2 separate regions of the Homo sapiens genome follow, and region 1 is linked to region 2. A link is a loop called in an ENCODE intact Hi-C map of the cell type or tissue named here. Cell type or tissue: B cell. All regions are shown on one strand. Links, peaks and the distances in the headings refer to the core of each region. The heading gives the core; the rest is flanking DNA. Region 1 has its middle 120 kb from the start of NFIA-AS2. Region 2 overlaps NFIA (nuclear factor I A).

Region 1 (5,387 bases), core at 242-5,241, 610 kb after region 2:
GTGGTTGGAAATTGGTATGATTTCAGTCTTTTCAAATGTGTTAATACTTGTTTGGTAGCCTAATATGTGATCTATACTGGAGAATGTCCATGTGAACTTGAGAAGCATGTGAATTCTGCTGCTATTGGGTGGAATGTTCTTTATCTGTCTATTGGATCTATCTGATTTATAGGGTTGTTCAAGTTTACTCTTTTCTTATTGATTTTCGGTCTGGATGTTCTAGCCATAATTGAAAGTGAGGTATTCAAATCTTCTACTATGATTGCATTGCTGTCTGTTTCTCCTTCAGTTCTATTAATATTTGCTTCATGTTTTTGGGTGCTCTGATGTTGGGTGCATATACATTTATAGTTGATTTATCTTTCTGGTGAATTGGCCCCTTTTTATAATTATATGATGTCCTCTTTTGTCTACTGTGTCAGTTTTTGACTTAAAGCTTATTTTTTCTGTTATAAATATAGCTACCTCTGCTATATTTTGGTTACCATTTTCATGGAATATATTTCTTCTATCCTTTTCTTTCAGCCTGCATATGTCTTTAAATCTAAAGTGAGTTTCCCATAGGCAGCATATAGTGAGATCTTGATTTTTAAAAATCCATTCAGCCACTTGATGTCTTATGATCGGGAATTTAATCCATTTACATTTAAAGCAATTACTTATAGAGAAGGACTTAAGATTGACATTTTATTAATTGTTTTCTGTCTTGTAGCTTTTTGTTCTTTTTCTTTCTCTCTTTGTGTTGTCATTTTGGTAGTGACATGTTTTGAATCATTTCTTAATTTCCTTTATGTATCTTCTATGTGTATTTTCTTTGTAGTTAACATGATGCTTACACAAAACACTTATAGTTATAACAACCTACTTTAAGCTGATAACAACTTAACTGCAATCACATACAACTTTACTCTTTAACTTCTTTCTCCTTCACGCTTTGTGTTAACTCTTATACTATAATTAAAAGTGATTTATGGACCACCATTACAATATTCTGTATTCGTTTATAGATTTACCTTTACCAGCAAGCTTTATACTTTCACATGTTTTTGTGTTGCTCTTTAGCATCCTTTTCTTTCAACTTGAAGGACACTCTATAGCATTGCCTGGAAGTCTAATGGTGAGGAACTCCTTCAGCTTTTATCTGGGAAATTCAGTGTTTCTGCTTCATTTTTGAATGTCAGTTTTGCCATATTCTTTTTTTTTTTTTTTTTACTTTTAGCACTTTGAATATATTCTCTTATTTCCTGCTGGCCTGCAAGGCTTCTGCTGAGAAACCCATTGATATTCTTATGTAGAATCCTTTTCATATGGTGAGTAGCTTTCCTCTTCCCACTTTCAAAATTCTCTCTTTGTCTTTGACTTTTGGCAATTTGATTGTAATGTAGACTTTTACAAGTTTATCTTAATTGGGATCCTTTAGGCTTCTTTTATCTGTATGTCCATTTCCTTCCCCAAATTTGGGAAAATTTCAGCCATTGTGTCTTCAAATAATCTTTATGCCATTCTCAATCTCTCTCTCTCTCTTTCCCTCATTTCCTTCTGGAATAGCCATAATGTGTAATTAGTCTGCTTGATGGGGTTCCATAAGTCCCTTAGACTTTCATCATTCATTTTCATTTCTTTTTCCTTTTGTTCTTCTGACTAGGTAATCTGAAATGATCTGTTTTCGAGTTTGTTGATTCTTTTTTTCTGCTTCATCACTTTTATTTTTGAACCCCTCTAGTGAAATTTTCAATTCAGCTCTTGTGTTTTTAAGCTCCAAAATTGCTGTTGTTTATTTAAAATTTTTTCTCTTTGTTGATATTCTCATTTTGTTCATTTACCATTTTTCTAACATCTTTGTGATGGTTATTTTGAATTCTTTGTCAGGTACTTCATATAACTCTATTTCTTTAGGGTTGGTTACTAGAGATTTATTTTGTTCCTTTGATTGAGATATGTTTCCATATTTCTTTATGTGTCTTGTAACTATATTGGTATTCATGCATTTGAAAAACAGCCATCTCTCCTAGTCTTTACTCACTGACTTCATACAGGGAAATAACTTCACCAGTTATTTCAGCTAGAGGTTGTGAGGGCCTCTCACATCTTTTCTGGAGATGTGTTTTCTCTGGTTTCTCCCAATTAGAGAGGTTTGCAAGTTGTTTTTTTCAGAGCTTGTAATCTCTTGCTCCCTCTGGTGTCTATCTGTAGTATTATAAGTTTTCTGGTGCAACCACAAGCAACTGAGTTTTTAGGTTTTTTTTTTTTTTGGTCCCTCTGGCCCTAAGCAAACAAGGTATGTTGGTTTCCCATTAGGACTCTGAATCAGATGAGGCAAAAACTCGTCCCTCAGGAAGCCCCCTGAAAAGGCAGAATGCTAGACACACATACCACCCTCCTGTTTTTTCCCAGGGAAAAAGCCACAGCTAGGTGCTTACTCTTGATTACAACAAGCCCTGCTAATTTCTATCTGTGATATTACAAGTTCTCTGGCACTGCCACAAGCCGCTGACTCTCTTTTGCTCTCTGTGGCTCCCAGGCATCCAATGTATGTCAGTTCCCATGAATCTTCCGAGTCAGGTGAGACAGAAACCAGTTCCTTGGGCAGCCCCTCAAAAGCTGAAACTTTGAACATACATTTCATTCTTTTCTCTACCTGTCACAAAAGAAGCTGTATGTTGGGCTTTTCCTCCCAGAGATGTGCTGGCTTGGGGGAGGGGCTGACATAGTTAATGAAATAAATTTCTTATCCATTTCAATGCAGCTGCTCTTGGCTTTGAGATTGCCTGGGGGTATTGTGACTTCCTAACTGATTTCTAGGTTCTCATAAAAACTTTTTGTCTGTGTATTGTTGTTTAGTTAATGTTTCTGTTGGGGAATGGGGTCTGGGGTTTCCTATTCCCCCATCTTGATGATGTCATTCTTCTATATCTCTTAAATAATGAGAAATTAAAACTTGCTCACTCCACACTCATATGTGCAAAGACACACACACACCTTATTATCCTACCTATGGCCTCCTTTTTATTTACGCAGTTCTCCCCCTAATGTATCCTCTCTCTCAGCGTTGCCCAGCAAGTATGCCCCAAGGTCCCATGAATAGATTTAATAACATCTTTAGACCTAAGCCATAGGAATCCCTGCTCTAGACCTTGTATTGAAAGATAATACATACCACAAATACAAAAAGACAGATTTATTTAAGAGCACATGGGCACCTCTGTCACTCAGGATCTGTTGTTGAGGGCTGACATATGCAACCGTAAACATTTGTTCTTACAAGTAACATCTTCTGGACCTCAAAGAAAAACTTTTTTTTTTTTTTAAATATCTCTTAATATACGTCCCTGAAACATGCTTTAAAGGTTTGTGGTTTGTGTCATTGCCAATGTTGAAGCTAGTCCCTATTTTAGAATGTGGGAAATATTTGAACAACTGAAGCATTTAGGTAAAAGAAGAGGCGAATTAGTCAATTTGTCCAATCTTTCTTTTCAAAAAGCTTTAATATGGATATTCCTGCTCAATAAAGAATCACTTCCCAGTGACATATAGGGTACTTTCTCTTGCTTCTCTGTCTTCTGGTTCTGGAGATACATCAGTTGGTATGGTATTTATAGGAGTTACAGGTGGCAGATGAAGAACTATTAACTTTGTAATAGTTAAAATTTATATTACCCTGAAATTTATATATAGGAAGAAGTAACATGTACGATGTCTGATACTGATTCTTCACCTTTCTATTAAATCTGGTTACTGTTTTTAAAATGGTGAAAATCATGAGACAAGTGATAATTTATACAATGAAATTATAATAGTTTGTAAAGCTTTCTATGATAGTGATAATTTATCATATGTAATCCCACTATAATGTTTGCATATTCTACCTAAAATTTAAAGATCTTTCTAAATCTAAGATAATAATCTAATTATTTTAATAATTTTATTGATAATGCCAGTTTCTCCTGCCTCTGAAGAGTGAGTTTTCTCTAAACTGAAATTAGTATAAACTTACCTAAGAACTACAGTGACTCAGGAATAATTGTGTAATTTGGTGTTACTACTAAAGGAACAAAAATTATATGACAATCTTGATTATAATAGCATAAATTTTTTTTTGCCAAAATGAAGGAAAGAAAATTTTGTGGAATTAGTGTATAGCAATTTATAAATTATGTATTCCTTTATTTTAGTAGTCAACAAACATCAACCACTTATTAGTAGAACAGTGGTTTATTTTCAGTGACATAAAAATAATAGCTTCACACATATTTTTATTTTTGTTTCTATTAAAGTATATTTGTCAATGTAGGGATATAGAAGGCAGTTTATGCAACAGTTTACTAGTTTGATTATGAATTTTGAATTTAGACATCCAGTATATGGACCTCTAGCTATACTCTTGTCCTGAACCCATAAAATGTTTGAACCTGGTCTGAATAGGTTATGGCATGACAGCCAACATTTATGACTACTGTGACACTGAAAGTGTCAATGAGCAGGTGTCTGGAAACGTGGAGCTGTACTTCAACATCCTGCTGATCATATCTATGGAGCTGTTTGAGGGTGCTCTAGAAGTGCAGTGCTCAGCTCAAGGAACATGAGTGAGGGGAATAGGATATGGTTGAGGGTCCTGGTATGGCATCTTCTTTTTGTACCCTTTGAGTGGCCTCAAGCAAGCTGCAGAATTACTACTCTAATCATGCGAGCATATTTATAGCTTCATCACTGTTTAAAATACTGGGTTTGAGAAAATTTGACTTATATCTATACCAATTCACATTTTCTTTCTTATTTTTTTAAGTTCCGGGGTACATGCGCAGGATATGCAGGTTTGTTACATAGGTAAACGTGTACCATGGTGGTTTACTGCACCTATAAACCCATCACCTAGGTATTAAGCCTAGCATACGTTAGTTATTTTACCTAATGCTCTCCCTCCCCCAACCTCACCCCCCGACTCCAGTGTGTGGTGTTCCCTTAGCGGTGTCCACGCTTTCCTATTGTTCAGCTCCCACTTATAAGTCAGAACATGCAGTGTTTGGTTTTCTGTTCCTGTGTTAGCTTGCTAAGGATAATGGCTTCCAGCTCCATCCATGTCCCTGCAAAAGACATGATTTTGTTCCTTTTTATGGCTGCATAGTATTCCATAGTGTGTATGTACCACATTTTCTTTATCCAGTCTATCATGGATGGGCATTTGGGTTAATTCCATGTCTTTGCTATGGTGAATAGTGCTGCAATGAACATATGTGTGCATGTATCCTTGTAATATAATGATTTATATTCCTTTGGGTATATACTCAGTAATGAGATTGCTGAGTCAAATGGTATTTCTGATTCTAGATCTTTGAGGAATCACCACACCACCTTCCACAATGGTTGAACTAATTTACATTCCCACCAAC
Region 2 (5,387 bases), core at 290-5,289:
TTCTTGAAGTCGCATGGGAAGCAAAGGGGTGCTTCGCTGTCTGGTAGAAAAATCACTTGCACTTTTTTTTGTTTTTGTTTCTGTGGTTTTTTGTGTTTTTTTTTTGTTTTTGTTTTTTGTTTTTTTTTTCATAAGATACAGGACGTTTGGGGGTGCAAACTTTTTTTTTTTTCCCTAACAAGTACCCTTGATCTGAATGGGCACCAGCATTTGTGTCAGTATTGGTTTCATCATTATTATTATTATTATTATTACTATTATTATTTCCCATAGCCCAGTTCAGGGATGCAAAGGTCTTTAAAACTTCTGGACAATCTCTGGTACAATGAGGTGTCTGATAACTGATAAATCCTATGATGCCAGATAGGTGTAAAATTTTTTAGAATTGGCGTAATCCATTATAGTGACTTCTAGCTTATAAAATTAACAGATACCATGATTTCATTTTAGTCATGTGCTTTGATAACAGAAAATAATTAATTAGCATTTAATGTAGTTAACATATTGTGGTAAAAGCACCATTAGATTTGTTTTTTTGTTTTTTTTTTTTAATTTCCTTCAGTTTTTAAAGGGATACAAGTTTAACAATAAAAAACATAAAAAGCAAAAATAGCTCCCCTTTTTCTTGCAAGGCTGTTTTTTACCCCAATAATTTAGAGTCCTGGGGTGAAAGGACTAGAAAAACAAAAATAGAATTTTCAACAATCTCTATCTTACAAAGATATTTAGCTATCCAATGAAATTGCACTTTACTCAATTCAAAATTCGATTGTTTTGATTGATTCCTGTCAGTTTCTGTCAAAACAGACCATCTTCCCCATTTCCATGTGAATTTTTGTGTCATTGTTGAAATTGTTGAAAAAATGTTGTTGTTGTTTTTTTAAATGTAAGTGCAGCATTTCAAAACTTTTAAAAAACTGAACAGTAGTAGTAGTAGTTTGCCATTTTCGGAATTGTTCTGCAATGTGAGTGGATTCATTGTCCTTGCGGGCCATGTTATATACTTAACTGCTGACTGCTGAACCAAAACAAACTAAAGGAACAAATAAAAAAGGAATATAACTGCATTTTCTTTTTCCAATATGTTACAGAAAAACATTGCCCTTTGACTGTCCCGTTATATATTGCAGATCTCAGCTACTACAAAAGATTTAGTTCTCCATGTGCCTCCTCAATGCTCAAGGAGGATCACACCTGTGTGGGTAAATTCATGAAATACTGTGAAACAGCCAGGCTCCGTAAGGAAAGTGTGTTACAACAGGAAGTCAGTGAGCAAGGGTAGTCCTCCGCTAGCCACGTCACCTAATGCTCACGCTACCATGGAAACACTTCAAATGTTACAAAGCCCAACCATTTCCAGCACCATATGAGAAATTACAACAGTCCCTAAAGTATTTTAAAAAAAAAAAAATCCCAAAAGGTTATGGCCTTTGCTGTTTGACCATAATGCTTGCTGTTTCCATGTACAAGTTGATTTGAATCGGTTTTTCTCCCCTTCCGCTGATAGTGAAGTTGTAACTGCGCTGGGTTGAGGTTGCGTCCATGTTACAGAGTTGAGAAGGGGTCAGGTGGTCTGTCTGGTGGATGGTGGGACGCTGCAACTTTTATCCCAGGTACCAGGACTGGAAGACAAAAGGAAAAATACAATTAAAATCACAATTTGTAAAAACGTGTGTTTTAGAAGTTGCCTTTTCAACCACGAAATCAGGATCTACGTTAGGGATGCGGGAGGGATTCGCTGGGAAAAGTAAAGGCACGACAGACAATAAAAAATCCTGTGACACTGAAACTGATCTTATTCTTCTGAAATTATAATTCATTGTCTTCATTGGGGTTTTCCAACATTCTGAGTATATCTTACAGAATGAGGTATTTCTGTTCACTTGAAATACAAATAAGGGTTTTGTTAACTGATGGGGGCAGTTATAGGAGGGCAGGAAACTTGACCATCTTGTTTATCATTCAATCCTCAGTGCCTAGCCCAGTGCCTGGAATACAGAACGTTCTTAATGAAGAAGAGTTGAATGAATGGAGAATGGGTAAAGGGAGGGGTTTCATGTGGCAATGAATGGCTACTCTGATGATTTTCAACATCTCCTTTCAAATGAGGTGCAGGCACTGAAGCCATGATTGTGACACTCTCCTAACAGGCCCAGATGGTCAATAGCGACACAAGAATAAGTGGAGGTAAGGTGGAAAAAGTGCTGGACCCAGTCTTCCTGGGTGATTTTGAGCAAGTCACAGTATTTTTCCTTCCTTACATATGTAGGATTTTATGAGGGAAGATGCTCCTTTCAGCCCAATATATCTAAAATGGTATTTTCAAACATGAAACATAATAACTAAGTAGGATCAAGATTTTACTCTATTAAGTACCACATTGTCCAAAGGAAAAATGAGGCCACTGCGTACCCTTCATTCATGCTTGCGTCCATGCAGCATTTATTTAGAGCCTTCTGTGTGCCTGCCAGGCCCAGTTACTGGTTACCTTTTCCTTTCGTAAATCCTTAGGTGGTTAGCTTTGAGCAATTGTCTGGTCATATATCACTTTATCTGCTGGCATTTCTTTTTCTGTTAGCTAGACAGAATGAGCAATTATGGACTAACATCAGAGTTAGTTTCTCCAGTGAAATAAAAAAGTATGTGGCTTTTGCCGACTTTTCTCTAGAGATACCTTGACAAATTCACTACATTTATCATTATTTACAGAAAAATTACCAAGGCCTAACAAAAACCAATGCTTCTGAATTCTTTAAGTTGACGGTATCAGAAAGGGTTCTAATTGGGTTGCTTCAGGCAGGTGAAGGATCATCCCTGTGGAAGAGATTCCATTAGGTAATGTAAGGACTCATTTGGTCCCCAGGGATGAATGGCTAAGTGATAGCTACATGGAGTTTGGTATAAGATTTCCTAGTCACACAAGCCACCTTTGATTTCCAGAGGAGTTTAAAAAACTTAAGCCCAGACCGAAAAACTACGCATCCTGTAGACTTTCAGATGTTATTCTTTGACCACATGCTTTGAGGAACACAATAAAGCCTCTTGTGTCCTGAAAGGAAATCAGCCTGGCAAATACACATGGCCTAAATCTAGCTGGACAAAAGAAAGAAGAGGGGGAGAGAAAGGAGAGAGAAAGCAAACCCCAAACTGTGTTTCTAGTAGGCCTCTACCTAACAGCTGACTCTCATCCACGTTAGAGCCGCTTCCTCCCTTCTACAAAACAGGTTCAAACTTTGGGTGCGGGGAATAATGCTTACTATTTCTGTTTTCACACTTTCTAAGTCGGTTGTGAAATTCCAGACTTCTTCAATCTGACACTAAGGTAGTTCTTGAAGCAAAGGCCTGGCACCCAGTGAGTCAGCAGGGGGAGCAGTTCTCCACACCACAGTTTCTGGACGAGACCTCAGGGCACTACAAAAATCTGCAGTGCCTCTGCACTTCTCTTAAAAAGCAAAGCAAAAAAAAAAAAAAAAAAAAAAAAGTTTCTTCACACATCTTACTATTCAGTATGTGCCTTGCCGACAAGGTTACCCCAGAGCAGCTCTGTAATCCTTCACTGAAATAGGCTTTATTGATTGCTCTGGTCTATTGTTCTCTTTTCAAGTCCCCCAAGTTCAAGTTCATCCTGGTGTTACATCATGTCTGGTTGCTAAGAGCAACCAGACAGACCCAGACGTGACTATCATTAGCAAGAAACCCTCTGCTCTCCTCCCACCAACCTTCCAGTGGTTCTGACGTAGCAGGCCCACTGCAAACACATTGAAGTATTTATTCTGCCTAATTTATGACCTACACAGCAAGCAAGACCCCCACTCCAAAAACCAACATTGTTGTATATTTAATTAATCTGTCTTTCTCTGGCACTTGGGAAAGTTAGACAAAGGACTAATTATTGTGTTTCACTCTGCACACTTTTCTTTTGGGGGGTGGATATTTGCATGGGAAAGAAAACTACAAGGCCCAGCATCAGCCCCCCACCTCTTTTTCTTTTTGCCCTATTGACATTTCATGAAATACTTTAGCTGCTTAAGGGAATTAGAAAAAAAAAATGCGATGTGAATGTTACTCCTTCTGAGTTGGTATTCAGTAACACAAATCAACTCATGACATGTTTAAATTTAAATGCTAACCACACACTCTCAGAGTTACTTTAAAGGTTAGTTTTTAATCAATAGAAGTTGCTGACTCCAGGTTTTTGGGCTGCACGCTGCAACTCTTGGGCTTTTGTCTAACGTTAAAGCTTTCAAACTTTTTTTTCCTTGAGATGATTTTAGCAATGATTTGCAGACACAGAAGGCTATTGTGCTCTGACCAGCAACATGTCAACAGAGGGGCTGAGCTGCCCTGTGGTGGGGTGTCAATATGACTCCTGAAGGCAGAGGTTGGGGGTCTTTAATAACCCGTGAAAAAACCTTAATTAACCCTTTCAGGCCCAAACCAAAACCTATTCTTAAACTTGTTCACTCCTATAATTTGACCATTAGTACTTATTTCAACATCACACTAATCTTCATGACAATTAACCCAGCTACTTGACCAAGGTTTTCCAGAACAGGAAGTTGGTTAGGGGAACCACACAGGGAATTTTTCTTTTTTGAAGTCTCTGATTAAATCATTTATTTGCAGAGATGGCAGATAGTTCTAATAATAATAATAATAATAATAATAATTCATACATCTCCCTGAATTTTCTCCTAATCAGTTTGTAAAGACACTCATAATCCCATTGGGATGAGTGTGACAGTCACACATGTGTAAGCCAGTCAATTCCTAGAAACTTCCATGAGCTGCTAGTAACACCAGATGGACAATATAATGTTTGTAAAAGCCTACTTTTCTCTTGTGATATTTTCTTATAATTTCTATTATGCAAGCAGTACAAGTTTTAGAACATTAATTGAAGAATGATTCTGCATATTTTCTTCTTGGGTCATATAGGAAAAACATAAAAGAAATCTGAGCTTATTCGATCGTTGGGGTTGAGCAGCAAATCACTGGGAAAATGGTAACACATTAAACAAAAACTATCCTCAGACATTTAGTGACATAAGCTTAGGTTTCATATGCTTTCTGCCTTCGTACTTTATAGCCCCTTAATCTACCCTACTGTATCCAAATGGACTACAAAGGAATCTCCCTCCCTATGTGCAGTGAGTGGCATTATTACAATGCAATATAGGATGATGTTATCTTGATACATTTACATTAAGTAAACACAGAGCTTTGATCTATTTTTTCCTCAGAAACTTTCAGCTATAGTTGTTGTGGAGGTCCACAAATCCACACTCCCACCAAGGCTCCAGTTACGTAAAATTAGTCGGTAACATTCACAATGTCTAGAGTTTGGGATGTGCTGAGCGGGAGTGGGGAGGGAAGTGGGGTGACTG

The links. A loop is a pair of places that touch in the nucleus more often than their neighbours do. Peaks named below come from ENCODE experiments on the same cell type or tissue, not always from the same donor. Only the 100,000 strongest peaks of a DNase experiment are listed, where the experiment ranks them.
Region 1: a loop joins it to region 2, with 24 times the contacts of the local background. A loop is called at or near these places in 20 of 110 quality-filtered maps.

Annotation. Positions count from the first base shown.
Region 1 is chr1:60,845,565-60,850,951 of GRCh38, reverse strand. No RefSeq gene overlaps it. Among named protein-coding and RNA genes, the nearest start is that of NFIA-AS2, 120 kb to the left of the region's middle. RefSeq lists an enhancer at 989-1,819. In B cell, for the core only: a CTCF peak has its summit at 2,121; no DNase peak of the experiment used is centred there.
Region 2 is chr1:61,451,538-61,456,924 of GRCh38, reverse strand. NFIA (nuclear factor I A) reads right to left here. Exons shown (of 11, transcript NM_001134673.4): 11 at 1-1,622. The coding sequence ends at 1,605. Among named protein-coding and RNA genes, the nearest start is that of NFIA-AS1, 200 kb to the right of the region's middle. RefSeq lists an enhancer at 2,407-4,802. In B cell, for the core only: a CTCF peak has its summit at 3,367 (motif pointing right); a DNase peak (open chromatin) is centred at 3,374.